Regions from separate parts of the Homo sapiens genome. Here region 1 is linked to region 2. A link is a loop called in an ENCODE intact Hi-C map of the cell type or tissue named here. Cell type or tissue: PC-3. All regions are shown on one strand. Links, peaks and the distances in the headings refer to the core of each region. The heading gives the core; the rest is flanking DNA.

The links. Peaks named below come from ENCODE experiments on the same cell type or tissue, not always from the same donor. Only the 100,000 strongest peaks of a DNase experiment are listed, where the experiment ranks them.
Region 1: it touches region 2 in a loop (3-fold over the local background); 24 of 110 quality-filtered maps call a loop at or near these places.

The regions. Positions count from the first base shown.
Region 1 is chr10:77,234,394-77,250,260 of GRCh38, forward strand. All of the region lies in intron 3 of KCNMA1 (potassium calcium-activated channel subfamily M alpha 1), which reads right to left. Among named protein-coding and RNA genes, the nearest start is that of KCNMA1-AS2, 100 kb to the left of the region's middle. In PC-3, for the core only: a CTCF peak has its summit at 9,023 (motif pointing left); DNase peaks (open chromatin) are centred at 5,848, 8,658 and 8,948; H3K27ac peaks cover 2,893 bases.
Region 2 is chr10:77,156,346-77,172,212 of GRCh38, forward strand. All of the region lies in intron 5 of KCNMA1 (potassium calcium-activated channel subfamily M alpha 1), which reads right to left. Among named protein-coding and RNA genes, the nearest start is that of KCNMA1-AS2, 23 kb to the left of the region's middle. RefSeq lists enhancers at 7,072-8,271, 7,606-7,900. In PC-3, for the core only: no CTCF peak of the experiment used is centred there; DNase peaks (open chromatin) are centred at 4,516, 7,796, 9,596, 12,006 and 3 weaker places; H3K4me3 peaks cover 2,884 bases; H3K27ac peaks cover 1,294 bases.

The DNA.
Region 1 (15,867 bases), core at 4,496-12,495, 78 kb after region 2:
GTTTACGGTCTGTCTCTTTCTGATACTGGAATGTAAGTGCTTAGGGCTTAAAATAGTGTCAGGCACATAATAGCCATTCAATAAATATTTATTGAGTTAATTACGGAATCAGCAGCAATTTTCTAAACAAGAGCTAAATCATTGGCTTAATGAAAATAAAGACTACTGATACCAAATTAGTGACATGTAATCCATACTGAAAATTATTTTACATTTATGCCATCATCATCATTAGATTTAATAAATGCCAGCATGTCCTATGTGCTGTATTAAGTGCTTGATGCACAGTATCTCATTCACTATTCTCCATACTAACAACCAAGAATATCATTAACCATACTTACAGTTAAGGGAACTAAGCCTCAGAGAGGTTAATTTCTCACTCAAGTTCACATAGCTAACAAATGACAGAGTTGGGATTTGCAACCAAGCCTACCTGCCTTCAGAGTATTGATTTTTAACTACAATAAAACACTTCTAAGAGAGGAGGAATTTTCTTCCTGTTCAACTGAGAAAGCTAAGATCCTGTGAAGTTAAGAAATGTGGCCCAGAACGCAGAGTTCAGCAGAGATTTCCAATAAAATGTTCTTTCCACTGTTCTCCTTATGAGCCACAGCAGGAAAACCCCTTAGCAGAACTGGGTGCTATCAGGTTGCCTCCTACGAGAAGATGAATTTTGGAAGAAGCATAATTAATACTAGCAGGCATTAACTGAAGCCTGTTCTTTTCTTTCCTGGGGTCCAGTCTGCTTCTCTAAATATTAGGGCTTGGCCTCATTCAGGGCATTAAGGACTTCATTAGGCTGAAATCCAAGTTAATTTGATTGCACAATTATAAACTGTCCCTGGCTGGAGGTTGTCTCATTTGCCAGGTTGCAAGGGGGCAGCATGGCTGGATGACATGCTTTTGATCCCCAGCTTGAAGTTTCAGTGCTTTCTGGCTTTGACCTCATCAAGTTTTACAGAAAGGAAGTTAAATTGGAGCAGGGAGACAGATATTCTCCTTACTAAAGTTGTCACGGGCACACAGAGGACCATTCATCAGGTCTGCAAAGAAACAAGGCACAGGAAAAGTCCTGGTCACCCGGAGGTGGCAGCAAATGAGATCTAACCAAAGGTCCATTATGCCCAAGGTCACTCACCCACATGGCAAGCATACATCCAGGCTGACCCCTTTCCTCTTTCCTGTGCCTCATTTTCCCCTTACTGGCTAACAGGTTATTCAGCCCGGGTATGCAGAGGAGCCAAGGGAAGGAATAAATCGCTTCGTTTTCAACAGGGATTTTGTTGACATTAGTAGAATCTGGAAGCATCCACTTCATGGAGTAGCATTTTCCTCTCCTCTGCTATTCATGCAAGTGATCAAAGGACCCACTTCCAGCCTTCCTCAAGAGAGGCCTCTCCTCCAGCCAACAAAGTCCCTTCACTGACTATTTTTGTAAAGACATTAACTTTGCCCAAAGAGAGGCCTGGCCTTGTCCTGAGCTTCTGGGAGGCAATGTCTAAGCCCTTGGAGTGTCATGCCTGATAAAAGTGTCTTTTCCAGGGGTCTTGGGCTGGCCAGATAGTAACAGTGTTATTTTGGGTAGGGGCTGACCATGCCAGAAAGTCTAACAATGTCATTTATGATGGAGGCTTTGGGTTACATGGTATCCATCCACCTCCAGGGGAGCAGGGGACTGAGGCTGGCCATGAGGGCAGTCATTCAAGTTTACATGATCCAGTCCCAGTAAAAACTTTGAACTCCGAGGCCCGGGCGAACTTTCTCGATTGACAGTACTCCTTGCGTGTAGTCACACATTGATGCTGGGAGGTAACACGATCCATGACTCCACATGGAGGAGATAATGAAAGCACCATATTTGGATCTTTCCCAGACTCTGGCCTATGTACTTTGTCCTTTGGTTGATTTTAATCTGTATCTTTTCCCTGTAATAAATTGTAACCGTGAGTATAATAGCCTTCAGTGAGCTCTGCAGTCCTATGCATTATCGAACCTGAAGGTGACTTGGGGAACGTGCCAAACCTGCAGTTGATGTCAGAGGGAGGATGGTCTTGGGGACTGCTCACCCCATGCCCCTCTTCTGCAGCATCCAAATTCTACCCATGCCTTGGGACCCAACTCTAGCCTGCCATCCTTCCTTAAAGTTCCCTGGATTACTGCAACCAGCAAGTATGCTGGCTTCTACACTAAAAGCTAGTGTTTCTTAAACGCTTTTTAGCAAATTCCACAGTAAGAAACAGAGTTTACGTCACAAATCAGTACATTTATACAGTATACATACGTTTATACAGTATATATACATTTATACAGTACATAGATCTATATATGTAATGGAAACAAAAGTTTCATAAAATCAAATTGAACTTCTCTAGCTATATTTCCATCTTGGGCTGATCAATCTCATGTTTTATTTATTTATGTATGTACTTTTAGAGACAAGGTCCCACTCTGTTTCCCAGGCTGATCTCAAACTCTTGGCCTCAAGCCATACTCTTGACTCAGCCTCCTGAGTAGCTGGGATTATAGGTAAAAGCCACCATGCCCAGCTGTGTCATCTTTTTTAAATGCTTGTTTTTCCTTTCACAAACCATGAATGAGTTGAGATTGCAGTTTTCAGAAGCACAGGTCTCGTCCATTATTCTGATAACCGATCTCTTTACTGCCTTACAATACATCTTATTTTGTTTCTTAACTTCACTGTGTTTATATCTCATCTCTCTCAAGACCTGATTAAAAGTTTCAAAACAGACCTCAAAAAGAACAATACCAATAATATCTAATACTTTTTTTGGTCATGTTCAAGCTGGGCACTGTACTAAGAGCCTTTCCATGCAGTGTCTAATTGTTTCCACACACTACTATCAGGTAGGTATTATCCACTATGACATCTCTCATCACCACTTTCACCCCATGTGACAAAGGAAAGACTTCATAGCTTGGAAAGGTTAACTGGCTTGCCCAGGACAGCTACAAAGTAGTAGAGCCAAGTAAGCCAAGAAGGTCTGGTCTGATTCCAAACCCTGGTGTTCACCACTAGGCTCCTTCCTCCCCACTTTCTTTTTGCAAAATTGTTTTTTTAAAGACAGGGTCTCACTCTGTCCCTCAGGCTGGAACACAGTGGTGCAACCAGGGCTCACTTCTGCCTCAAACTCCTGTGCTGAAGCCATGCTCCCACCTCAGGCTCTTGAGTAGCTGAGACTATAGGCACATACCACCATGACCAGCTAATCTTTAAAACATTTTCCAGGGCCTCACTACATTGCCCAGGCTGGTCTTGAACTCCTGGGCTCAAGTGATCCTCTTACCTCATGTGAGCCACCCTGCCCAGCTACATTCCCACCCATTTTCATTCCCCGCCAGAGCTGCCCAGCAGACCTTTTTGCCCCAGAGTGGAAAGGGCACAGATGACAAATATGAATATACAATTCTGGCCCAGTGGGCTCAAAGAGGAGGGAGTTGGCAATGTTTCCTCTTCAGCCAGCATTCTTTTCAAGCAAAGCTCTGTGACCTTCTACCCGAAGGCAGCGCTCTCAGGCCTGTCTGTTGCGGTTCCCCTCACTCATCTCAGGAGAGTCTCCTTCCAGAATGCCAGGCACCCCTGCCTGCCTCCCCACTGCCTCGCCTTCCCTGCACCAATTAAACTGTCACAGTCGGCTGGCTTGGAGGCAGGTGAGGTCAGGAAGAAATCTGAAGGAAGCTGGGAATTCAGATGAGATGAGGCCTCCTTGTGCTGAAGCTCCTCTTCTGTTTTCTGTCAAACTGGTCTGAAGACTGATTGGATGAGCCCATAGAGATCCCTGGCGACTCTCTACACTCACCTCTTCCTCTCCAATGGAGGGTGAGAAATACGGCCTTGTACAGAAGTGGCAGCTTTTGCATCTGTTTGGGTACCCAGTGGTCCCTAGTTCCTGGTGCAACAGCAGTGGGTCTCGGGTGGAATGATTTTGGCTGGAGATTGTTTGCATCCTGGAATCATTGCCTAAAGAGGAATTTGTCCTCTACAAACAAGTGCTAACCCACAATACACAAGAGAAGCAAATCAAAGAGCTCTTAGGCTTGGCCTAATAGATGCATCTTGTCTTACCTACCCCTTTTAGTGTTGTCTGTTATTGGAGGAAGAGGTAGGAAGCCCAGGGCCTCCCTCCCAGAGTTTCCTTAGCATCACCTGTCATTGTTGAGATTTTGAATGCATTGCAGGTTAAGGGACACTTGATCAAGAAGGGAAAACACAGCAGAGACTTTCACTTAGACATGTTTTGTATGTCATGCAGGGAAAAGTTCCCAGTCAACCTCTGCTTAACCTTCGGGTTTGAAGATGGCCCTCTGGCAGTCACCTGATCTTCATGGCAGAAGAAACAGGAGTGAATGAGCAGATGAATCCATCTTAAGAGAATAGAAATCCTTAGTTTGGGTTTCATTGACCAACTATAGGGTACCTGGCAGGCAAAATTTTTGCAGCTTTCATCCAATTCCCAAATGGGTGTTTGACCCACAAAAGAACCACCACCAGTCTACATGGTAATATACATACATTGCCTTCTATAATTTTACTTGCTGTAGCTGCCAAATCTTATTCATACTTCCTCCAAGCATAAGCACATGCATGCACACAGACACAGCCGCCAAATGCACCCTCCTTGTCTACTCCTCAGCCTCACCTCGTACCTGATAACAGATTGTACTCAAAGGCACTGGAAGACCACATGGCTGCCTGGAGCACCTTTCAATTATTAATGCTGTTCTTTAAAGGCCTTGCCTTATTATTTCTACTCATGCTATTATGAAGAGGGCAAACTCCTTAATGCACTCCTGTGCCACTTCCTCCCACTGCTAGAGGAAAAGCACATGCTAGGTACAGTCATCTAATAGCATCCACGTTATTTTCACCTTCTCTGCACACTGTCCCTGCAGTTCTCTCTGGGGCCTCAAGATCAATTGTATCTCAAACTGGGCCATGGGTTCATTTTCTGCATTTTCTGGCATGGAGTGAGGGTAGCGGGTGTATGGAAATTCCAGCTCTCAAATTACAAGGTGGCAGGTCTCTGCATGGGTGTGATGAGCAACATGAGATAGGTATCCTTGTTAAGGACAACTGCATTCTAGTAGATTCCACCATCAGAGGTCCTGGAGCCCTACCTACTATTTCTTCCTGAGAGTGTCCTGATAGGTAAAAGGTGGTGTGAGTGTCTTCCACGGGGAAAAGAGACTGATGAGGCAGCTCTACTGAAATGGCAGTTGATATTAATAGGGCCATCTACTTCCTACTTTGAAAATATCTGAGCTATAAGCTCAGACGCTACCTATCACTAACTGCCAAATTTCCATGAAAAAGGGTCAGTGATGAAGTTGTAGCCTAGACTTGGGACCATGTCTCAGGGGAAAAGTCTAAGTATGCCTCCGATTTTGTTTTGGAAGGGACGACACCGTAAGAATTTCATCAGTAAATATTAAATACAAAGTTCAGCAAATTGTGAACTTTAGGGTTCATGAAAACTAAAGCCAGGATTTATCCATGTCAACCTGTACCTTATACCTACATATGCTAGAAACTAAATCAAGTTTCATACAATGTGCCCATTTAGCTAAGTAAGTCAGAGGATAGTTTCCAATAATTACTAACACTTACACACTTAGTATAATCAACTCTTCTTTGGTCAAGTTAATATCCTGGCAGAACAGACAGATTTGGGCCTCTCTTCTTATAAAAAAAGAATCTGACAATTTAAGGGGCATATGTTCACTTCCATTTATGTCCTGGAAAATATGCCCTGTGACTTAGCAACCATGTTTTAAAAGCTCTTGCAGTTCTTAAACAAACAGAGTGTATGTTTATGAGCTTCTAACAACGTTATTTTCAGAGATGATGTAGAGTTAGTGATATGTAGCTCTGGGGCTTACAGTAAGCTGTAGATGATTTATTGGTGTGGCATACAGTATTTGCCTCGAGAAAAATGGAAATTTAAGCAGTGTTTGAAAATGTGTTAGATGGCAAACGACCCGGGGCACCCTGAGACCAAAGGCTTCCCATCTTAGAGAGAGAAGGGGTCCTTTTTGGCAGATGGAGGAGCAAGGGTTAAGAACGTTTCCTGGCACTCAGGGAGCACAGCCAATTCAAGACCAGAAAGAGAGACAGTTTAGAATAGAGGCTGAAAACAGGAGGCCCAAATCTGGCCTGCAGAGGTGTTTTGCTTGGCCTGCAAGTACTTTAAGAGTTTTGGATTTGAGGCCAATATTTTAAAATTGGAGATTCAACATAAAATGCAGTATTCTGTCTCCTCTTTGAAACACAGGAAGATCTGGCCACTAGAGCCTGCATTTCTGCATAGGAACAATCAGCTGGACCTGGGAAGCCACTTCAGGTGAGGCTTCAGCTCTCATTGCAGTCCTCACCAGATCCGCCTCACTCATTTCCAATGTCTGCCCTTCCCTGTCCAGATGAATTTGCAAACATCAGATGAAAAAAATGTTATTTTGTACTGTTGCACTCTCAGCGAACAGATCTCTTAAACCAGTAAGACTCATTGTCAGATAAAAGAATGGAAAAGGCACATGTTTTTCCAAAACTCGGGAGAAAAGCAAGACTATTAAGTTGTCTTAAAATTTTTGTTGTATCCATTGTTTTGAATGCTGGGTTGCTGAAGTTCCTATTTCCCAAAGCCAAGTTATCAGACAGGGCTTAAAATAAAATGCTTATTTTAATTTTCTCATTTGAAACAATTAGACCACATTGAAGGGGTTTAGTATAAGGCATCTGTCTCTGAGCATGTTTTCTTATCTGTGAAAATTTCCAGAAGGATGGGGCTGTTGGAAAGGGAGAAATAAAGTCAATTTCTCCAGCAGGCAGTGCAGGCACAGTGCCTGAGGCCACTGTACTTATGGGACACAAAAAAGTCTAAATTTTAACTTCTTTAAAATCAGAAGAAAATAAATATAATAATAAATGACGAATAATAACAACGAATCCAGGCTGGGCACAGTGGCTCACGCCTGCAATGCCAACACTTTGGGAAGCTGAGGTGGGAGGACTGCTAGAGCACAGGAGCTTAAAACCAGTCTGGGCAACACAGTGAGACCCCCCCATCTCTACAATAATTTTTTTTAATTAGCTGGGCATGATGGTGCCCAGCTGTAGTCCCAGCTACTCGGAAAGCTAAGGCAGGAAGATTACTTGAGCCCTGGAGGCAGAGGTTGTTGTGAGCCATGATTGCACCACTGCACTCCAGTCTGGGAAACAGAGTGAGACCCTGTCTCAAAGAAAAAAAAAAAATTTGCCAGCCATGGTGGTGCATTCCTGTAATCCCAACTACTCAGGAGACTGAGACTGAAGGATCACTTGAGCCAAAGAGGTCAAGGTTACAGTGAGCTATGATCATGTCAGTACACTTCAGCCTGGGTGACAGAGTGAGACCGTGTCTCTAAAAATAATAGTAATAATAACAACAATAATAAATCCAGCCTGGATTATATTCATTCTTATACCAATGCAGCCGCAAAATATAATATTTAATATTCTTATGGAAGAATTGGCTCAACAAAGCCAACGTACCTAGAGTCCATGGAAATCACAGCACGGAGCTGGAGGCAAATGCTGGTCTTCAGGCCAACAACCATGCCCACACTGTGGCCTGTTTGCGAGCAGCACAAGCTCATTTTACTGCAGACTCTCCTCCCCATCATGCCCCTGTGATGCTCTGTATGTGGCAAGTTCGTAACAAGACCCCTGCAAAGCACGTCGCACACTGACCTCAGTTTCAAAAAGATGGAGTGGATGCCATTCAGATGCTTCTGGAAATTTCCAAATAAAAATTTCCAAAAGTTTTAATCATCTATCATTGGACAACAGGTATTACTGCCACTGGATAGAGTCCGCTTCTCTGATTATTTTATGCCGTCCCTGAAGCATTCTCAATCCCTAATCTCAGTAGCTGATTTCAAGGCAAGGTTTTGCTTGACTTTAGCGTATACTGAAAATCACAAAGCCCGAGTACAGGCCATAATGAGAGTCTTCTCTTGTGGACTCCTAGAGTTGAGGGCAGACTGAGTTTTCTGTCTATTCAACTCAAAATCTCCCCTACAGCCAAAACATGTTATAGCATCCAGCTATCTTTTCAACTCCTCAACCTTCAGCACTTACTGTGTGCAATGCTCATATTAGTCATTGATATATTGCTTAGCGATGCCTTACTTGTTCTTGTTTTGTTATCTTATTTTTCCTTTATATATGGCTGGACTTCCTGCCCCTTGTAAAAATATGTATAATTTAAATGTCTTAATGGAAAAGATCTAGCATTATACATAAGTACTCAAAATTCCCCAGTACCTAGCAAAATGCCTTATACACAGTTTGTACTCAGTGGAGAGCTATTATCTGATTGGTACCTTTAAGGCCACAGGTACACAGACAGCTCTCAGCCTCATCTCTGCTACTGTGATGAGCCTGGTGGCCAATTCCCCCATGCTCTTCTTCTCCACTTAATTTTTAGGCAGGACATAATTGTTTCCTACACACACACACACACACACACACACACACACACACACACAGAGTCTTTCTCTCCCTCTCTCTCTTTTCTCCCAAATTCTATGAACAAAGACATATGCATCAAAAAGTCCCAAGGGCATTGTTGCTTTGAGAGTTCTATTTTTAAGCCACAAATGACTCATCACCAACCAGGGTCTCCCCAAAGCTACATGTGTCAGGCTGTCAGGTCAAAAGACAAGGGGTAAAAGACAAGGAAGAGTTCACATCTCCTCCAGCCCATGAACCCCATGATAAAGCTGTAAAAGCTGCCACCACTCCACACACCACACCACACCCCTACCACAGTTGTGTTAGGCACAAGCACTGCCCTTGTGTTTGGATTAAACTGTTCTGAGCTATAACATTTCGCTCCAGCTGGCTCCTATCCTGATCTCTCAGCAGTCTCTGAATGCATGTCAGCCTGTGACTATAGGGAAAGGCCCAGTGCCATGTGACAGGGAGGAGATGCAGCCCTCTTGCGGTATAAACTCAGGCTTGTTGTAGAGGACAGAAGTAACTAGTGGGCTAGTGGGTCTGAAAGGGAATGCATTTCTTCATTTGCCCTGAAACAATTATTCTTTTAAAAAGAATAAGAGAGGGCTGAGAGAGTGCCAGGTTGTCCAAAGCATTCTTTTTAAGTTTTGGAGAGTGGCGAGAAGGGAAGAAATAATTCATCCTAATTTTGGAAGGCAAAGTAGATAGGGATGTATAGACATAGTTATCAGATAGTGTTTCCACAGGGGAAACAAGTGAGCAATTGGGCAAAATGTCCTCAAAAGTTATGCATAACAAATTCCAAACAGGCCAAAACAATGTGTTCAGCTCTTCAATGCGTTCAGCCCTGTGTTACCCTTCCACAGTGGAGCTGAACTCTTAACTCTTACCCATCCCCAACTCCATGCTGAAACAGTACAAAAAAGAGAGGGAGACAGTGGGGAGGGAGAGAGAGAGATTAGTAGGAGGGTCATAAAATCAAGGAATTCAAGGCCTCTCACCAGTGAGGATGAAATAAACTAATCCCACGCAGCCACCTGGCTGGATTTGATCTTTTCCACCTGGGATTATCTTTGTTCTTTCCCATGGCCCTAAAGTTTCCCCCATGATAAGGGCCTAGAAGTCCAGAATTGGCATAAAAAGACAATATATACTTTGCTATTCAATGAGTAGGTTATCATGTCTTTGTTCATTTCTGTATTTAGTAGAAAGAACCCAGGAGATCAAGTAGAAAAGGACTGGGAGAGAAAAGTTCTATCTTCCAGCTCCAGCTCTGCCCCTGGCTGGTCGGATGACCTTGAGGAGGTCCCTCATCCTCATTCCTCAGGAAAGGATGCTGAGGCTCAGAGAACAGTGGCACCAGTTGGGATCCAATGCCTCTTTGACTCTAATACTATATTCTACAGTTGTCTTTTGTGGCAGACCTGAAAGGTTCAGCTCAGTCCTCCTGTCCTTTCCTAGCATAGTCCCTGATTTCCCCAATGAAAGCCAAAGATAAGCAGTTCCCTTAATGCTTCTAGATGCCATTGCCTACGATGCCTAGGTACCACTTGTGCAATGACAAATAAGCAAGGAAGACAAGATTTCCTCACCAATGTGGAAGGGAGAAGGAGGAAGGGTGCTAATGCTCTGAACTTTGACGTAAATGAAACCAATCTGTTTGACAACCAAAGAACAGATCCTGTCCCCAAAATCTACCTATATGGAGACAAGGACATATAAAGAAGTTGACTCTGTTCCTTGGCATACTCTCCACCTGTCTTCTCTACCAGGCTTTCACTCGATTCCTGAACAAATGGCAATATGGAAGGTCAGATGAGCTAGGAAGGCTGAGTTAGAGTTACTCTCATATCAGAGCACCAAGTGTTGCTATTAAAGGGTACATTCTGAAGGGAGACAAGACTTCCCATTGGAGTTATTTACAGCCTCTTTGCCCTGAAGGCATCTTCTCTTCCACCATCCCTGAGTGGGCTCGGCTCCTCTACCATCTGACATTCCATTCTTTCAACAGCTGCTGGCTCTCCTGTTGTGTTCCCTTCACAGATGTGCAGTGCCGTTCTGAACATCCTGCCCTTGAACTTTCCCTACCCATAATTTTCCAAACCAAAGCCTGGCAATAAAAATGTCAGTGAGGGATGGAGAAAACTGGGGGGAGTATTTTAAAAGGAAAAAAAAAAACAGGGAGGTGCTTTGCACACAGTGATTTGTGTTGACTTCTTCAACAAAGGTTAAATGCATGCCGTGACTTCTCAAAAAAGGGCATGAAGGCAGACAGCTGGAGCTAATTTTCCAGAACACTACCTAGAAAGGCTGTATTTCATAAAGGAACTGGTTACAGAGTAGGCTGGTGAGCTTCCTTTTCCATGTCACAGGCTGCCCATCTCATCATGCTGCAGGATGGGGTACACTAAAGGGGATAGTGAAAGCTGGTATACACAGTCCTTTACAGTTTAAAATGCGCTGTCATGAATGGGATGGGATCTGTGCTGTCCTCACAGCTCTCCCAGGTGCCTGTCTTGGGGCTGAGCACAGGAGAGGCAGTGGGTCTACACCTGTGCCTAGTCAGTTTGAACAAGGCTGGAGAAGGAAGCCAGATACTTTATGACATTTCAAAGACCTCCATCCTATGTGGCTCCATTCTTTGGGGCCAAATTTTCCTGAAGTCCATTAGTTTGATAATACCAACTCTCTGGGCATATAAACATTGCATAACATAATGCAAAACTATAACAAATCAACTAATTCTGTAACTCTCTAAAAGAGATAAAAGAATGTATCTCATGGGGAAACAGCATTTCTCATATCTATTTCAGTATGCCAAATCACAAGGACAGATTAGGTAAGGATAGGAAGGCCAAAGAGTCTTTCTACTTGGAAAGACACCCCTAGGTGGTGGAAGCTAATGAGGAACAATCAGCTCTCCTTGTTTTTTGTTCATTTGATCCTATCTCATTGCAAAATGCTGCCACTCCACTGAGATAACAGAGAAGCTGGTCTCATCAAGCCATTATTAGGAAGAACTGAATCAAGGCCCAAACAGACATCAGACAGCACCTGACCCAGGGCAGTGTCTTACATGGAAGGCCTGTGATAGGAGCCTCCTACGTACCCACAACTGCACACTTGGTTCTCAGGGTGAGAAATGGAGAAAGGGAGAACAAAAGAGAAAACAAGACCAGTGCATTGGCAGGATGAGGTGATGCAACTTCCCATTCTTGCAACATCTCATTAAACCCCATCAGTTACTTACACAATCTGGAAATTTACTTCTTGACACTTAGAAGAGAGATGGCTTTAGAATGAGCCATGCTGGAATCTAATCCTGGCTCTACTGCTTACTAGCTACATAGCTTGGGCTATGCCTGCAGCTTCAGCCTCCTCATCTGTAAGTGGGAATAGTAATACCTATCCTAAGAAGTTGTTAGGGGAATTCAATGAGGTTGCATGTGCTATTTTTGGTAAAGTGCCTAGCTCTGTAGCTCACAGACAGTACATAATCAGTGAATGTTAGTTCCCTCCAACGACTTGCCCTCTCTTCCCTTTTGAAACAGAATTTCTAGGCCAAGGGATGAGAGACCAGGCTATGTGAAGACAGGGGAGGGAGAAACTACTGGGCAACTAAACCAGTTCTGCTAAAGCTCTGGACATCCCCAATACATCAATGGTGCCAGTTTTATTTTCAGAGACTATGAAAACAATCTGGTCAATTTCTATCGCAATCTTAAAGATAGTTTTCCTTAACCATAAGCAATTTTACTGCCTGGAAAATATTCAGCATTATCACATTTGAAGATGTTACAAACTAATAAATGAATACAAAATGAATAAATGGGTGAGTGGATGCAAAAGTAACATTTTAAAAGACTGGGGAGAGGCCATTTTCCAATCGTAACCCCACTGTTGCCTTGGCAATTGTGCCCTTGGATGAGATGCTCTACAAAATTTGTGCTGCCATTTCCTGCTCCTTCCTAACGTCCATATCCCCAAAACAGCAGTGCTGATACCAGAAGCCAAGAGCAAAGACTGGCAAAATCAGCAAGTGCCCCCATTGTGTGCCAGCCATTTTGGAGCAGATAAAGTCATTAAGGAAACATTTAACAACGTATAACCTTTCAGCTTTACTCTGCAAACAGCAGGTAGCTTCCCTTTCAGAGACAAGAGCCTGCATTGAAGTCACCAGTGAGCAGGACTTGACCTTCATTTTCAGTATACGCCACATTAAATATTCATAATCCGCGTAACCGTAGCATAAGAAGTAGCAGCGTTTAAACATGAATCAAAGGAATAAATATCTTCACACATGTGAGTCATCCTTTCCCAGAATGCCCCTGGTGAAAATGCAAATACCCAGAGCTCTGGGCCTCTGTCTCTTCCAACTTTCTCTTGAAATTCTGAAAGCTACAGGGACTGCTGCATTATGCAATCCATGAATCTCGCTCTCATGCTGACACTGGTGGGTCTTTGTTTTTTTTCCTTATCTGTTAGATAAGAATTGCTGTTCTTGTGTCAAAGGGAGGAAATAGACAAGGATGGAAGCAGCAATGGTGACATTAGCACCCACAGGGCGTCTGCAGGCACTCTTGACTTGGTTGTACAATTTCTAAAAAATCTTTGCTTCACAAGGATCAGAATATGTGGGAGGACAGGGTTGGCGTTGGTGTCGGGAGACATCAGAATTAGGAACTAAAGTGACGTGTGACATAAATTGGGCAGGAGTCCTTTTAAAAAGAATGCAAAAGAAAGGGAGCTTTTTGTACACAATCCACCTCGTGTGGCTAATTGGAGATCTTTGGGGAGATGGTGTGTGGAGGGCTCAATGCTTGTCTGTGCTTGTTAAGGCACTAACATGATGTCTGACCAAAGACTCAGTCCAGAGGCATCTTCCTCTGCTTGGGTGTTTCTAGAGAGTCTACTGCTGGGATGATAAAGCATAATTTTAGTAAGGTTTAACGTAATTATCTTTGGTTTTCAATTCCAGGAGCTCTGAGGACAATCTGTCTTAGCCAGATAGTAATCACTTGCAGCTACACAAATGAGTCTTCCCTCACAACCACCCTAGGTTCATTAAGATCAGACCCAAAGAAAACGCCCTATGCTGGGATCTGTCTTTGCCTAATGGCCAAAAATGAAAGGTGTGCAGCTGTCTTTGGAAGTGACTTATCCATCACCTCTGGATAGTAAAAAGAGCTTTAAAAGGTTAAAAAGATCATAAACCACCAATGATGACCTTTCTCTGAGCTGTATTGCTAATGGACAGAAGTAAAATAACTACCTAGCCTGCTTGTCCACTTGCACAACTGGAGCTGGCCTGCCTCGAGACATAGCTGGTCCAGCAGACCTAGGGAGCCTGTTTTATACATTAATCGGCATTCCTTGCACTTTTCAAAGGGCTGGGTGCAGAGAGCCTGGAATCTCAAACTTGTGCTACAGGATAGTCCTCAGCATTCTGGAGGGGAGGGGCAGCTCTGGCTAAAATTCACTGAGACAAGCCATTTCACGCATGTCTGTTGGTTTAGATTCACTTGTGGGAAAGCCTATAGACTGTCCCCTGATTCATTTATTTGAAGGGTGTAAATACTAGCTACAATTCATCTGGAGAATTCTGGGTGCTTTTTTTCCAGGGTGATGATTTAGTATAACTTCCACGAGAAGTTTAAAGCTGTCTTTCCAAAATACCCAGATGGCCAGCCAAACCATGAATGTGTAAAACTGGTAACAGTTTTGAATGAAAGACATGGATTTTAAGAATGTACATTCTACTTTCTCACTTTCTTTCCATTTGCATCTTATATGTGGATAGAACTTCATTTTTTTTTCTCATTCACTAAGCTCGATTATAATTTTTTAATAGGTTTCACTGTGTTTTATTCCTGGAAATCTATGGACTTACCATAGAGATGGCTTTAGAGATTCTACACTAATTCTCTCCCAAACTAAAACTGAGCTTGCTTGCCGTCTTTCCCAAGGAAGATGGAAAACTCCCTTGTGCTGAATCCACTGATTGGGCCTGCCACCGGACAGAATCTTCGGATATGCTCTCAGAACAAAATGAAGTCATGAAAATGAAAAGTTTCTATATAAATAACCAGAAGGTCTTCTTATAAACAAAGCCTTGCTATGCCAAATCACACAGTTTAGCAACAGAGAAGAAAGGCTAAAGCTGGGATGAGGCTACGACAGTCCTCAGGCAGAATGGGAATAGCCTTGTTTCTAACCTTATGGGCATTTTTGCCAGGAAAAGGTGAGGACAGGACTGAAGTTCCATCCTTGGGATAGACTATTTGCAAGTTCATAAAAGAAACCAGAATCAGAGAGGACTCCCAGTGCCATCTTCGCCAAGGCCTAGAAGGATCACAATTAAAGCCAAAGGACATTGAGATGGTGTAGGACATTAGGGGAAGAGGGTGCATTGGGGAATTTCATTCCTTTTCATCTTCTCACACGGAAACAGAGAACACCAGGATCTACAGAACAAAAGACTGCCTCATAGTAGACTGTAAAAAAAGACACAATCCAAATCCATCTAAAGAGCATTTTATTTCTGAGAAATACAGAGGGACAAAAGGTTAAAAAAATAAAAAAAATAAAAAAACGAAAAGGGAAGGAAGGTGCTGGCTGAGGCATCTGGACTTCTAACCCATCAACACACTCACCTCCACATTAGGGTTTTCTTTCTCTGGGACATACAAGCTTCAAGCCCAAACCTCTTTCCTGAGTCTCAGCATGGAAGTTGGCAGGGTCTGCACCCCACGACATGTAAGAACACCCCTGGAGAGAGATTGGAGAAATAAGACCAGGGGCTTTAGAGGATCTTCAGTTCAATACAAATAGGATCCAGAATCATTAACAGTAAATATTTAAAAGGGGGCTTACCTTCAATGACATGCCAATGGGAGTCTTCCAAACTTAAACAAGCTCTTCTCTTTCTTGGCTCGGGAGAGCTGATGGAGGGAGCATGTGGAATCTTGTCTCCTGACAGCGTTTAAAGGACTCTCCATCTGAGATGGGTGAGGGCAGCCCAGCCTCGCATGTGGGGTGGGCTGAAGGACCTCTGATAGGCTTAAACTTGGCTGATTCCCAGAGACAGGTTATTAAAGGAGATATTTGCTTTGTTTTCCCTGACTGACATTTTGGCCTCTCCACCCAAATGCACAAAATCCTTGGCCGGTGACCAGATGGCTCTGAGAAATTCTGAGTTTAGCTGTGCATGAAATTACCACCATCCCAAGCCACAGGAAAGGAGCACTAAGCTCAGAATTCAGGCACACCAGAGTCTGAGCCAACAGGCACACCAAGCAGGTTTCCTAGTATCAAAGTCTAGTAGCCAACCATGCCAGGGATAGAGTTTA
Region 2 (15,867 bases), core at 4,048-12,047:
AGTTTAGCGATTGCTTCATTTTTCTCCAATTTTTCTACATTCAAGTGAAATCACCTTTGCAAAATTATGACAACAAGAGAAATCTGACAGAGCTGACTCCCTCTTGCTTCCAACTTCCAAGCTACCCTTAGTCATTCCTGGGCATAGGCCAAGCTAACTTTGGGAGGAATTTATAGTTTAACCTTTAAGCAAGGACAGTAATAGCCCTTCCCAAAACTAAATTGTCCTTGTAAAACTAACGAAAGGCCATAAGGTTAGGGTTATAAGAGGTGCCTGAATTCTGCTAACACATAAGCGCAGTTAAATGATAACCAGCCATTGTTCTGGAGGTCACAGATTTGTAACTTCCTCAATTACTCTTGTAAATAACATCACTACTGTAGAACTGAAGACTGGCCCTGGGAGATGTTTTTCAGACTTCTGGCATTTCTGGCGAGTGACTGACCCCACCTGGACCCAAGACTCATGACTCAGCCAGTCCTGTGGTCCCCACCCAGAGGACTCAACACGAGTGGACTGTTTTCCATACGCTTGTGGTTTTACCCCCAAGCAATCAACATTCCCTGTTCCCTAGCCCCCTGCCCACCAAACCATCCTGAAAAACTCCTAACCTCCTAGCCTTTGGGGAGACTGATTTGAAGGATAACCCTAGTCCTCCAGGGTGGCCAGACTCACATTAATTAAACTCTTTCTTTACAGCAATACTGCCATCTCACTGAATTACTTTTGTCTGTGCAGCAGACAGGGAAAATCCACTGGGTGACTACACAAATAAGCTTAAACTTAACAGTTTTATTTTTTAAAAAAACATGTAGGCCAGGCACAGTGGCTCATGCCTATAACCCCAGCACTATGGGAGGCTGAGGCAGGCGGGTCCCGAGGTCAGGAATTCAAAACCATCCTGGCCAACATGGTGAAACCCTGTCTCTGCTAAAAAATACAAAAAATTAGCCGGGCATGGTGGCAAGTGCCTGTAATCCCAGCTACTCGGGAGGCTAGTACAAGTTCATTTTATATAAATTTCTGTTTGTCTAACTTATTTACTTATCTACTGTACAGAAAAATATCTAGAATGATCTTTATCCAATGTGATCAAATGTTTTATGATATTTGCTTTGGTTTGTTGGACACATTCTTCTTGGCATTTTCTGTGTTGCTTCCATTTCTCTTAAATGAATATGTTGAGTTTTTTAAATAATAAAATAATTATTTTGAAAATACATAAGGAAGACGTCCAGACTTGCTTTACTTGATCATATGAAATAAACTCCTCTTCACGCTGGAGCAAAATAAGAGCACTCTTATCTTGGGGGTTTTGGAAGTATTTCTGTGGTTTCTGGGATGCAATATCTCAGCCAGAAAAATAAGCCCTTCATCCTGCCTTCAGCGAGGCGAGCCCCACAGCAAGGGCCAAAGTCTAGGAGGCCTGAGCATGAGGCTGCAGTGTCTCCAAGCCCCACTGCCTTTAATGGGAACAGCGTCCTGGCACCCTCTCCAGGATCACAGCAGTGAGCTCTGTCCTCTGGTCACCTGCGCCACCAACACCCTGACAAGGTCCTCCTCCTCCTTAGCGATGGGCTGCCTCCTTTCCCACAGCTTCTGGTGCCCCCATGGGTTGGGGGCAGGGAGGGAAGTAGCAAAGAATTAAGAATCAGATCCAGAGAAGCATGTGGTCATATCAAAGAAGGAGTGTAAATAGCTCCTATACAATGAGGTGATCAGATCTCTAAGAGGCTCAGGGAAAATAATCAGGAATAAGTGGAAAGACAGAAATGAAACTGAACAAAAGAAAACACTTTTAGGGAGAAGGAAGTTTGAGGCAGGTCATCATCCTCAAGAATCTTCTTTGAGGCAAAAGAGCTGTATGCCATGAGGAGAAAATGATACAGGCAGAGCAAGAGAAAAATAATGACCTAGTCATTGGCTCAAGATTAAAAGCTATAATAGACCCTTTGATCCTCACAGTAACTCCTTTAGGTAGTGAAGGCAAGAGCTCATCTCCTTATTATAGGTGAGGGTGATAGGATTCAGAGACTATAGCTTGTTGCTCAAGGTCAAGCAGACTGGTGCAGGTGCAGCCTGGACCACAAGGAGGTCTCTGGACCTGATCACTCGGCCATGGGAGTCTCCTCTCTCTCCCCTTCCCCCTTTTCATGGAAGTGAGAGTTGTGTGAATCTGATATTCCCCATAGTCCCCCCCTCCATGATTCCTAGTTTGCTCCCAGCTCCTCTCCCCTCTCTAGCTCCATAACTGGGGTCAAAGCCAGGCTAACTTGAGAAGCTGAGTGGAAATCTCATTTTTGGCTTGCTAAGAAGTTGTCTTGAGACCCCTTTGTTTCATAGGGAGGAAGGTTTCCCAGCAGAGGTTAAGTTTTGTGCTCAGGTTTAAGGCATGAGTCAAGGTCAAGCTTCGGTAGTTGCCCAGGTTTTATTTCAAGGGAAGAAGGAGTTCAAGGTGATAGCTCTCTTTGAGGGAGGGAGGAAGGGAGGACTGTGTAGTTGTGGATATGGTAGCCTGGCCAGCCAATGCGTAAGTGTAATAAGTAATCCTCATACTCTCACCCCATGCTGCAAGAACTGTGGTAATAACCTTGAGCAACGGCACACCCTTCCTCCTAACAACACAGGTTTAGGCTAAAGACATTATCCATTAAAAATAACCACATTTTATAAACTTTGTGTTGTGTGAGTTTTTTCCCCATTCTTTTTTGAAGCAACTGGCTTGGTACATAAATTACACTGTGTGCTAGAGAATATATGACACGGCTGTGAATTACAAGGTCATAATTTTACCAGCAATTTTAGATGCTGCCATAAACCATCCAATGTCTGAGAGAGCTCTAATACATTTTGATTTTTTTCCTAAGCCCCCAGAATGGCATTCTAGGCCAGCTCTTAAAAGATGCTTCATTTCTTGCTTTTGTTTTAGGAAAACAATAGCCAAGTAACATCATCCGCTCCTTTCTTTCTTTTCTTCCCTATAGTATCGTTGCCTTTTATTTTTTTGTTAAATTACTAGCATCTATCTTAGATAGATGTTCCCTCAGCCTTCTTATGGGAAAGATGGGCTTATGTAGGGCTTTGAGTGAGCAAAGTTCCCAGAGCCACACCATTTTGGCCCAGGGCTTGCCTAAAGACATAACGAAGTGACCTTGGACCAGGTGGTTCTGTTCAGTCTCAGGTGGAAATGTTTTCCCTGGTCTTCTGTCCTTACCTTCTTCTCCACTTCAACTTAAGTTACACCTACATCCTTGCTTTTCCCCTAATTTTCAGGCCTTTGTTCATTTGCAAACACTTGCCCTCAGTTTGACCTGCCTATTCCCCCCTCCTGTAGCTAACAAATTTCTACTTCAGACTCCAGGAACCAGCCAGAACACCACCTCCTTTTGGAAAGTCTTCCCTGGGACACGTCAGGCTGTCTCTTTTCTGCCTGTTCCCCCAGCACTCTCCTGCCATATTCAATGCAACACACTGGAATTCTTTACTTACTTCCTTCTCCCCCATGAATGAGCTCACCAGCCCTTGTCCCTTTTCTTTTGTTCATTCATTCATGTCTAAATTCACAAAACATTCATTGAGGGTTCCTTTTAGTAACTTCAGTAAGACTTGACACAGTGCCTAGAATGTGGTAATGGGAATGTCTGTTGAATGAAACAAAATGAGCTAAAAAGAAATAAGTGGATGGAGGTGGATGAATCCCAACTACTGTGCATCTGCAGGACACGGTCAAAGAGAAGGTCCCTAACAGGGTAACTGGGAAGGCTCTCCTCCTGTTCCCCTGCTCTTCTCCAAGGGTGTCAACGGAGTAAGTCCTGCCCCAGAGTAAATCCACTCCAGTTACTATAACCACGCACTGAGGATCCCTCAGCTGCCTCCCTATATGATCACTCTGAAATATTCACACCAGTCCACTTCCTGGCTCCCCAAAGAAGGATGCAAATTCCTCCCCCTGCTCACCTTTTTCTCTTGTCTGGAATGCTCTTGGCCCTCCACTCCACTTAGTTAAGGCTTTTCCATGTTTTAAGACTCAACTCAAGTCCAGCTCCCCCAGCAAGTCCCTATGGCTACAGGCACATCTGCCTACTTTTAACTTATAGCATATACTACATGTGGTTCCTAATCAGAACATAACTCATCCCATCTGAATACAGGCCTAACTAATTGGCGTGCACTGAGGGAGCAGGGGCAGACCATAGTTCTCACTGCTGAGGGGGAATGTGACTGGTTAAAAGACCTCTAAGTCTAGCCCAGGCTATGCTATTTACTACTTGTGTGACACTGCAGACCTCTTGGAACATCCTTGCCCATATCTGCCAATTCAGAGATAACAATAACATCCATCTCACAGAGTTTATCAAATACAGTAATGCTTACAAAAGGTTTTCACATAGTTGAACAGCTGTGGAAATGTCATGTCTTATAAATGCACCTAAGTAAACTCAGGCAACCCTAATAGGCCCTGGTTTTGTTAGTCATTGAGGCCACTCCTTCCATATGTTATGTTCCCTTGGCACTGAGCTTCCTTTCAAATTAAGAATTGAATTGATTCATGCAGGTGACTCAACAACTCATAATTTAGATCTGCTTTCACTCTCACCATGAAATACACACAGACAGCTGACACCATGCTCTTGACTTACGAGCCTATTTTTCTAAAAGGCCCAGTCCCTCCAAGGCTCTTTCATCCACTCAATATGGTCAGCCACAGGCTTGGTTTGAACTGCCTGTTGATAGAAACATTGTCTGTCGGCTCCATGGTCCTTGACCACATGACAGCCTTCAAGGACAGATGTGGGATAAGGAAATAAATAACAGCTGTTTTACTGACACTTGTACTCATTCATTCAGGCCAAGGTGAGAAGGATGGGTAGGATTCTTCATATGGACTCACTGGTATATCCTAGTGAGTTTTGTTTAAGAGACAGGGTCTCTGTGTTTGTCACCCAGGCTGGGGTACAGCGGCATGATTATGGCTCTGAGCAGCCTCAACCTCTTTGCCTCAAGCGATCCTCCTGCCTCAGCTTCCCAAGTAGTTAGGACTACAGGCATAAGCCACCACGCCCAACTACTTTTTTTTTTTGTAGGGATGGGGTCTCACTATGTTGCCCAAGCTGGTCTTCAACCCCTGGGCTCAAGCAATCTTCCTGCCCTGGCCTCCCAAGCTGCTGAGATTACAGGTGTGAGCCACCATGCCTGATGGAGTTTTAATAGTAGTTACTGCATTGCACCAGCCAGATATTTCATCTGAGAAAAGTCAGGCACACTAGGTTCCATCATTCAATTACTATCCTATTAAGCTGAATTCAGTTATGAGTGTGTTTAGAGATGTGCATGTATCTTGTAGTCAACGCATGGATAACATGTGAATTCTATCCAAAGCAATAAGTGCTCTGCATACATTTAAATGCATGTCTTCTCATGTTTACTCTTCTGTAGTATTATTTAACTATTTATTCATCTTTTGTTATATTGACTTATGAAAGACTTTGAACTCTTGTTGTAGAAAAGGTATTTGGAATTCCCATATCTATAACTAGATTAAGCTACTCTAGGCTGAAATTGTGTCTTACATTTCACAGTATACCATGCACAACAAGCAGAGTGCTATGATCCATATGTATCTATTGAGTGAATCATTTATTAATCTCAAATTACATCCCCAAATCCTGTTCTTTCCTTCCTTTGCCTTTTTTTCCTAGATATCAAGAAGCACACTGATTCTAGTTAAGTAGTTATTACTTTGAGCTCAGTTAAAGATACTAAATATTGGCACTCTTGGTGGCCCCCATTCCAAGCATCCTTTTATGTAAAAGAACTGTAATCCTATGAGCAAAGACCTGTAAAACTGACTGCAGCTAAGGGAATTATGCCCCCATGCAGATAATGCTGTGGACCAAACAGTTCCGATAAGCAAACAAAATCTCTCAGACAATTATGTTCTTGTTTAAGGCCGTTTGCCTTGGAATTCCCAAAAGGATTCTGGAGGATTGCAAATTTGCTGGGGATGAAGAAAGAAAGTACTAGCTAGAGTTTAATAGATTATTGGATTAAGACAGGCCAGAAACAGTCAAACAAGAAAAGTATTATGCAAAACCTTCTAAGGTTCTAATCTCACCTTATTTCTATTTTGATTAATATTTTCCTGGGAAAGAAAAGATGGGGGTTTTTGTTGTTCTCTGACTACAATCCAGAGATAACATCTTTGCCTCCAGTTTTCATCAAGATAAAGACCTGGAAGACCCGAGCCAAAAGGAAGGAGCTGGAATTTTTTTTAAATCTTTCTTTCTGGTCTTTAAGGAAGTTATCTGAAAACCCACTGGTACTCTCCAATGGGTAAAGAATGAGACAGAACTAGCAGAAAGTGTTAAAGCATTAGACAGGCAAATTAACTTAGAGACAGTGGGAGAATGATTCCATCTCCATTGATTTTCCAGTCTGTAAATATGAAATGCTGGAAGGATACTTGTGACATTTGGAAAGTTTTATCTAGAAATCTCCAATTAATTTTAGAGTGCATAGCATACATCAATTAAACAGACTGCGGGGTTCATATTTCCTACACGGTCGTGACTCATCCTCGGAAGATCTGACCCATCAAGGATAATGATTTCATCTTGATATTGGTGACTAATATTTCTGTTTGTATGTCCAGTGTCTGCTACAGAGCCTGACATAGAGTAAGTAAATGCTCAAACATATGGATAAATGAATCAATTAAAAACCTCATAAAATCTTTACCCTATTAATCTTCCTCCTATAGCAGGGGTTGGTAAACTACAGCCTGTGAGACAAATCTGGCCACCACCAGTTCTTGCACAGGACACCAGCTAAAAATGTTTTCCCCCTACATTTTAAAACAGCTAAAAAAATTAGAATATTTTATGGAATATGAAAATTGTATGAAATTCAAATTTCAGTGTCCCGAATACAATTTTATTGGGACACAGCTATGTCCACTCTTTTACCTATTGCCTATGGCTGCTTTCATGCCACAGAGGCAGAGTTGAATGGTGGTGGTGGAGATCATACAGCCCCTGAAGCCAAAAACATTGACTATCAGGCCCTTTATGGAAGAATTTTGCTGACCCTTATTCTATAGAATGGAACTTGGGAACCCTTATCATTTGTCATTCATTCCATTGTTCACTCAGTGGCTATTTACTGAGTATCTCCCATGCGTGCAGTGCTCTGTCCCATTCTGGGGATAAAACAGAGAGCTGAGAAAGATCCCTGCCTTGATGGAACTCACAGTCTGGGTCTGGAGCAGCAGAAAGAGGCTCATCAAGTAACCTTCCAAGCACCTTTGCAATCACAACAGTGAGGAGAGCTAAGAAATGGTACATGGGGTAAGCTTCCATGATGTACTGATGGTTATGCTAATTACTAAAGACTGTCAAATCAGGACCCAAATTGTCTAGTGCCAAGGTGGATGTCTTTGCTCCTTCCTTTTTCTGCCCTGAGACACTCTTCATTCTCAGTTGGGTTTCCCTTTTAGAATGACCTGTGACATGTGTCTTCTCCTCATGTGACACTCTTCCTCTTTCTAACCCCAGCACCTAGAACAAAGCCTGACACACGGGAGACACTCAGGGCATCACTGTTGAACAAATGAAAGAATTAATTCATTAGGAGAAGAAATGTAAGCAAATTCCTGGGCATCCCCAGGCCCCAGTTTTCTCATCAGTAGAATAAGAAGGATATGATGTACTCAAGCCTCCCAGCTCGGCATTCTGCAATTTGTCATGTCCTGAGAGCTGGACTCATCTGGCTTTCTGATTCACTCCTCTCTGTGGACATAAGGCAGACTCCCTCTGACTCAGCAGCCTGATGCATCTTCCTGAGTGACACATGAACTCTGCCCAAGGCAAGGCGGCCAGCCCCAATCCATTCCACGGATCACTGCTGACAGTGAATGGGAGTATACCTGGGGGTTTTAGCCAAGGTCTGCTCAAGGTCTTTGGCATAAAGGGAGGCCAGGTTGAACACACACCAGCAGGAAGAGAGATGACCTTGACTTCATAAATTGGCCATAAATTAGAGCTAAGAATCAGGAAGATTCTCCTTCCATGCACATTTCTAAATGGCAGTTTCAAGGCAGGTGGCTATTTTAAAACACAGACACAAACTCATAATTCACCCTCTTTGTCCCCCACCCTCCTACATGCCATTGATCTTTCTTTTTTTTTTTTGGAATCCTGAAACATGATCTTTAAGAAAAGACAACTGGACTCCAGGATTACTTCCTAGCTCTTCCTCCTCTAGAAGCCACCATTTCTCTTCGCTATCTAGACCCCAGGGAAGTGGCTTTGGCAAAAGCACATTTGCACCCATGGATCATTTGGTTTTCTTGTCCTGTTAACTGCCTGGTTCTGCAGCACCCAGAGCCAGATAATAGAGGTGTTCCTTCACCAGCCACAGCTACTATCAGGATCCCTCTTAGTCCGGAGGTAACAGAAGCAACTGGTTGAACGTGTTTCCTCCTGGGAAATCCTAAATGTTCCATATGGCAATAGGGAATCTAGAGTTGTGTTTCTCCTTGTATTAGGGATATTTTCCCTCTTTCAGTTTCTTCCCATTTTTTCCCATCTAAAATATGTTTTTTCCACTTTGCTGAGATGAAGACCAGCCAGAGAGTCAAAGGAAATGACAGACATGCCATAATAGAAAGAAAAAAATACAGACTTCTGAAGAATGAGTTGATTCATGCCATGAAAACTCACGATAAAAATATTCACTACTTTTTTTTGGCCACTTGTCATAGTGTGCTGCCTCTGCTAGGCAGCTGAAAGTGTCTCATATGAAAAGCTCTATTATCCTCCACAGAAATGACCTTTGGGACCCACCCAACGGTAGTCAATGGTAATATTATACTAACTTGCCCCCCAAGAGGAAAGAATGAAATAATAATACTTAAAATATGAATGCAGAGAAGTCCTCACTTAAACACAGTACTTCTGGTTCATAAATCAGTTCTGACACATTGAAGTACACATATGATGACTAGACGCAAGTTTATTAACACATTTTCTTTCTTTTTAGGTCTGAGAAACATATCTATTCAGAATCCATACATTTGTTCATTTTTTGAAGCTGACAGCTTGATAGGCAAAAAGTAAAGTGACAGATCATTTCAATATTTCTTTTAAATTCAAAACCAATTCAGTCAAAAGACCGAAGGAAAATATTCTACGGAGATAAAATGATAATGCAAACAATTGAAGACAGTCCTTTATTTTAGTGAAAACAGGTAATGTCTGTACTCTGGAGTCGGGCTGACTTCCTCCTCTTAACCTGCCCTGCAAGTCCAATTAGAATGGTTTTCTGCGGGGAGTTGTTTTCCATTTATACTTAGCCCGAACACGTATACCTACTTTTCAAACTCTTAGCTATTCACTTGACATTTGTCTTCTTCAGTCTTCACTAAATAGTCTTTGGACCCTTTGGGAGTCTTATAAGAGTTATTTTCTGAAAGTTAAAAACGTAGGACCTTATTTCGGCAGAGGTTAACTAAACCAGGCTTCAAAGAGGATTCTGAGGGCGACAGCCACTATAATGTCCATTCCTACTTTCCTTCACTAGGTGGCAGCACGTCACAACACATTTTTCAGAACAGTCTGGGGAAAATGCAGTTGAGCTAAAGTGAGGTTGGGGAGTCTCTGCGGGCTATGGGAGGAGGATACACATTAGGGCAGGTCAGTGCATGGAAAAGCTGGCGACACTTGTGTTTCCTATAGGTCCCCTTTGTTCCCAGTGGAGCTGGGGCCCTTCGTCTCTAACAAACCAGAAGTACTTGTACTAATGGAAGGGAGGCTATTTATTTCATAAAATAAATATAAACAAACAAGAAAATTGAAATAAGAAGTCCTCTGACCATGTGCACGTTGCTCCAGACACCAAAACATGAGAAAGCACTTCTGACCCAGTTTGTAAATTCGAGTTATAGTATTTTACGTTTGCTAAAATATTCACCTACCACAGTAAGAATTTTTGTTTATCTGATGCAACCTGTTTGGTGTTATAGGCAGATGCTAAGTTACAGGCTTTGTGGTGGATACTGGGCAACAGATGTGGTAAGAAGGGGAGCAGCCCAAGATGAAATTTCCTCCAAAACACCAGAGGTTCCTGTCTCAAGCAGAGAAATCATAATACTGCAACACATACTAGTTTGCAAAGGGCAAGTCGCTATGGCCAAAAATGATTGATTCAGAGGAAGAGGAAGGGAAGGAAGAAGAAAGAGAGGAAGAGGAGGGGAAGGACATGGAGGAGGGAAAAGAAAAGGAGAAGGAGGGAGAGGGAGAGGAGAAGGAGGAAGAGGATGAAGAGGAAGAAGAAAAGAAGGAGGGGAGGAGGAGTTTTAACTGAATACTGTATTTTTGCCTTAATGTAGGAAAGATGAAGGGGAGAAGGAGGTAACTGCTAGTGGACATTGAGAAGCTGTCAATACAGCAAGACCTTGCCAAAGGTTGATCAATAGCCTCTTTTTAAAATTAATACATAGTAGATGGATGTATTTTCAGTGTCTATGTGATAATTTGATACATCCATATTGTCAAACTAGGGTAACTGGGACATCCATCACCTTAAAATATTTATCTTTTCTACATGCTAGGAACATTGAAATTATTCTTTTGTAGCTATTTTGAAATGTACAATTGATTCATGTTAACTTGTCACCCTAATGTTAACTGGTCACCCTACTGATCTATCAAACACCAAGTCTTATTTCTTCTATCTAAGTGTATATTTATTCCCATTAATCAACCTCTCTTCATCCTCCCCTCCTTCCTACCCTTCCCTGCCTCAGATAACTACCAATCTACTCTCTATCTTCATGAGATCCCCTTTTTTTTAGCTCCCACATGTGAATGAGAACACGCAATATTTGTCTTTCTGTGCTTGGATTATTTCACTTAACACAACGACCTCCAGTTCCATCCACGGTGCCACAAATGACAGGGTTTCATTCTTTTTCATGGAACAGCCTTCCTTTGAAGAGAGACATTCACTCTCCTGCTAGAGACAGCCTCCACCTGGCCTGCTTCACCCATTTGTTATCTTCTTGTCCCTGTAAGCATTTGTGTTTGCAATCTGGGGTTTATAGATTCATCTTTCCTATAGTAGGGCTAAAATATCTTAGTTTAAACTCCAAGCCTAGGACAACAGCTGGCACATTACACTTGTTTTAAGGTTTGTTGAGTGAATGATGATAATAATAAAGATGATGATAATAATGAAACCGGCAATATTTATGAAGTTTCTTAACCAGGGCAGAGACTAGGGTAAGACAGTGATGCATCCAGGGAACAAAATTGAAAGGCACGCTCATTTTCTTTTTCTTTCTTTCTTTTTTTTTTTTAATTTTGAGACAGGGGCTGACTCTGTCCCCAGGCTGGAGTGCAATGGCATGATCTTGTCTCACTGCAGCCTCGACTTCCTCGAGCAATCCTTCCACCTCAGCCCCCAAATAGCAGGAACTTCAAACATGCAGCATCATGTCTGGCTAATTTTTGTATTTTTTGTAGAGATGGGGTCTCACCATGTTGCCCAGGCTGGTCTCAAACTCCAGGACTCAAGCGATCCTCCCACCTCAGCTTCCCAAATTGCTGGGATTACAGGCATGAGCTGCTGCACCCAGCTGAGGCCCTCGCTTTCAGGGTCACTTGCTTCATCTTGCTCCTAGCCTATTTATAACATAGGCCAGTTTTCTTTACATGATTTATCTCATTGGTAGGGCTTTTAAACATTTCTGTCTCTCATCACATGTATGAGTTACTACTAAACCGTGGGTATATAGTAGTAATTAAAAGCTCAGGCGCTGAGATCACAAAGATGTGAGTTCGAATTCTTGCTGTATCACTTGCTGAAGTCATACAGCAAGTAAGACAGGTCACACAGGTCACCTCTCCAAGTTCCAAGTTCCTCTACCTGTGTGTTAGGATTAAATGAGATAGGCCGGTAAAGAGCTTTGTCCAATACCTGCCACAAAATATAGTCATGCATTGCTTAATGACAGGGATGTGTCATTAGGCAATTTTGTCATTGAGCAAACATCATAAAGTACACTTAGACAAACCTAGATTGTATAGCCTCCTACACACCTAGGCTATATGGTATAGCCTATTGCTCCTAAGCTACAAATTTGTACAGCATTACTGTACTGAATACTGCAAGCAACTGTAACACAATGGTAAGTTTTGTGCATCTAAACATATAAAAGATACAGTAAAAATACATATTATAAGCTTATGGGACCACCATTGCATATGGGAATTGTTGCTGACAGAAACATTATGTAGCAGGACTGTACATAGCAGCTATAATAATAATAACAATAACAAGAGCAAAAATAACTTATTTTATTCCTATTACATTTATAAGGATTTCAGAGAAAAATTCATGTTCAGGTCATCAAAATTGATTAGTAGCTATTGTATGCAAAACATAGTGCCAGACATTTAGAGGAATATAAAAGAATATATAACATAGCTGCAAATCTAGACCAGGGATCAGCAAACTTTCTCTAAAAAGAAAGATAATAATTTTTTAAGGCTTTTTTGGGTCCTATCTTCTTCATGTCATTGCCATAAACAATATGTGAACGAATGAACATGGCTATGTTCCAAGAAAACTTTATTTACAAAAACAGGCAGTAGGCCAGAGTGGCTAACTCCTGATCTAGTTGATGAGTCAGGACAGGTACATGTTACTTATAAAAACACAACCACATCAGAAGATCACCCATGATCAAAAGAGTGGCTCAGACTATAGTGGTTTTGGAAGAGGCAAGTAACAGGATAATAACTGGTTGAGTGCAGGTAAGCAGAGAAGACAAGAAAGCAGCTGCTAGACAAGAAACTACCAAAACCATGGCGATGGAACATATCTGAGATTGGGTAGGAGTGGTTGGTAAGTAGGCTGGCTAGAGTGAAAATGGGAGAAATTCACAAAAATGCAAACAGGGCTGGAGAAGAAGGCTAGGTGAGAATATAAAGAAGGAAGACCATGAGACTGAGTTTTTTGTTTGTTTAATTTAATTTAATTTTTTATTTTTATTTTTTTTTTAAGATGGGATTTCACTGTATTGCCCAGGCTGGAGTACAGTAGCACAACCACAGCTCACTGTAGCTTCAACCTCCAAGGCTCAAGCAATCCTCCCACCTCAGCCTCCTGAGTAGCTGGGACCACAGGTATGTGCCACCATGCCGGGCTAATTTTTTAAAAAAATTTTTGTAGAGACAGGGTCTCACTGTGTTGCCTAGGCTGGCCTCAAACGATCCTCTTGCCTTGGGCTCTCAAAGTGCTGGGATTACAGGAGTGAGCCACCACACTCAGCCAAGTTTTTACAAAAAGGAAGTATCTGCTGTGCTCCCAATCTGGCCAGTGAGGTTTGCAATCCACTCAGGAAATAATAAGCTAATTTTACCCTTTATGAGCTGGGTTGCTAAATTCCTACCTGGCCTTAAAGGGGTAAGTCGAATTTAGTGATTGTGATATGGGAGCAAAGTGTCACCACACTAGTGTTTGGCATTTATTTCGAGTGATATAGTGTGTCTTATGAAAAATGGGCCAGGCACAGTGGCTCACACCTGTATCCCAGTACTTTGGGAGACCGAGGTGGGCAGATCACTTGAGGTCAGGTGTTCAAGACCAGCCTGTCCAACATGGTGAAACCCCATCTCTACTAAAAATACAAAAATTAGCTGGGCGTGGTGGTGGGCACCTGTAATCCCAGCTACTTGGGAGGCTGAGGCAGGAGAATCACTTGAACCCAGGAGGCGGAGGTTGCAGTGAGCCAAGATTGTGCCACTGCACTCCAGCCTGGGCAACAATGCAAGACCCAATCTAAAAAATAATAATAAAAATAAATTTAAAAAAAAGAAAAATGGAGCTCTGCTCACCACCTATCATCTGTTCTTACTCTCATGAGCAGGCTTGGGCCCAGGCCTGGGCATCTCAGTGTCTGCAAGTGAGATGACTGGGAAAGAAGATTTGTTCAAATAAGTCACCCTGCTATTGGAGAGAGGCTGGACCCTAAGAGAGCCCTTCCCTCGAGGAGCGGGCTGAGATACTGTATCCCTGGGAGAAGGTTGGAGGTGAGGCTCCATCCCTGGGAGAAGGTCGGAGGTGAGGCTCCATCCCTGGGAGAAGGTCAGAGGTGAGGCTCCATCCCTGGGAGAAGGTCAGAGGTGAGGCTCCATCCCTGGGAGAAGGTCAGAGGTGAGGCTCCATCCCTGGGAGAACATCGGAGGTGAGACTCTAGGGATGAGTTAGAAATTTGGCCTGGGACCTCCCTCCGCCCCTCTCCTTCCCTAATCTCCAACACACCCTGTATCTATTTTCCTGAATGAGTTGACCCTATCCTAATTTCAGAGAGTTTAGGAAGCGATATCAACCAAATTGGCTCTAGACAAAATACTAGTGACTAATAAAGTCAAGCAAAGGTGCTCATTCTTACTAGTAACCAAGGACTTGGAATACCTTAGAAGGGGATTACAAGTGGAAGATCCAAGAGCTATGGGAAAAGGGTTCTGCTGTTCAAGTTGAAATTGTAATATGGAATATCATAGGATGAGTATATCTCAAGATGTAAATGACTCAGATTTTAATCTCAAAAACATATGAAATAAAGGATTACATTAATAAGAATACTGATATTTAGGAGCACAAAATAGCAAGGTTTACTCTAATACCAGAATCCTGGAAACTTGCATAGCAGCTACAACTAGAATTCAAGTTCAGCCTCACCGTGGGCTGGACCAGCAGATCTCAAAGTGTGGCCCCCAGATCAGCAGCAGCAGCATCACTTGGGAATGTGTTAGCCATGCAGATCCTCAGGCCCCATCCCAGGTGTACTGAATCTGAAACTCTGGGGATGGAACACCCCAAATCTGTAATTTAACCAGACCTCTAGGTGACTCTGGTGCACTCAAAGTTTGAGAACCACTGGTCTATCTAGAATACATAGTGTGCTTGTTCCAAAGCAATTGTCCTTACCACGACCCAAAGAGCCTCACAGAATAGATTTCGGAAAGTACGTGTGCGTGTGTGTGTGTGCGTGTGTGTGTGTGTGTGTGTGTGTGTGTGTGTGTGTGTGTGTTGAAGTTTCTCAGGTATTCAGGTATGTTCCTCTGGTTTAAGAACCACCACTGTGCCAGGCCTCTCAACAGTGGCTGCACAAGTGAAATTATTCAGAGAACTTGAAAACATTCTGGTGACTGAGTTCATCCCCAATTCTCATATGCTTGGTTAGAAATACAGTCTGGCCAGGAGGACGTGTCAGAGTTCCTGGGTGATTCTAACATACTGCCAAGATCATTTAGCCCATAGAAGAATCACCAGGAGAATTTGTTAAAACAGATTCCTCAGCCCTACCTTTCAGAGATTCTCCAGGTTTAGGGTTGAACTCCAACATTTTTATTTCTATTAAGCTCCCAGGCCATGTGCTGGCTTGCAGACCGCACCTCGAGTAGTCCTGCTCTAGGAGAAACATGTTTATATTTTAGATACCTGAAATCTTCTTTGGGCTGGGATGGCCAACTTTCCTCCATCTGTTCCTCCTCTAAATTCCTATAAACTTACTGTTCTTTCTAGAGGACACTCCAATTAAGTTATTAACATCTTATAGAGGCAAGATCTATGTTTTCCCCATCTTTGGGTCACTCCTAGCACCTAGGGATTTGCACACAGTAGGTGTTCAGCTGAATAATGCAGTCGAATCCCTGAGCTGGTTTCAGGTGTTCATTTTCTCCCTATCTGATCTGCTAGCCAGGTCAATCCATTATGGCCCTGGTCTCATGGAAAAGAATCAAGGCATCTATTTTTTGAAGATGATGTGAAGGTAAATATACGTCCAGTCCTAGAGATTTA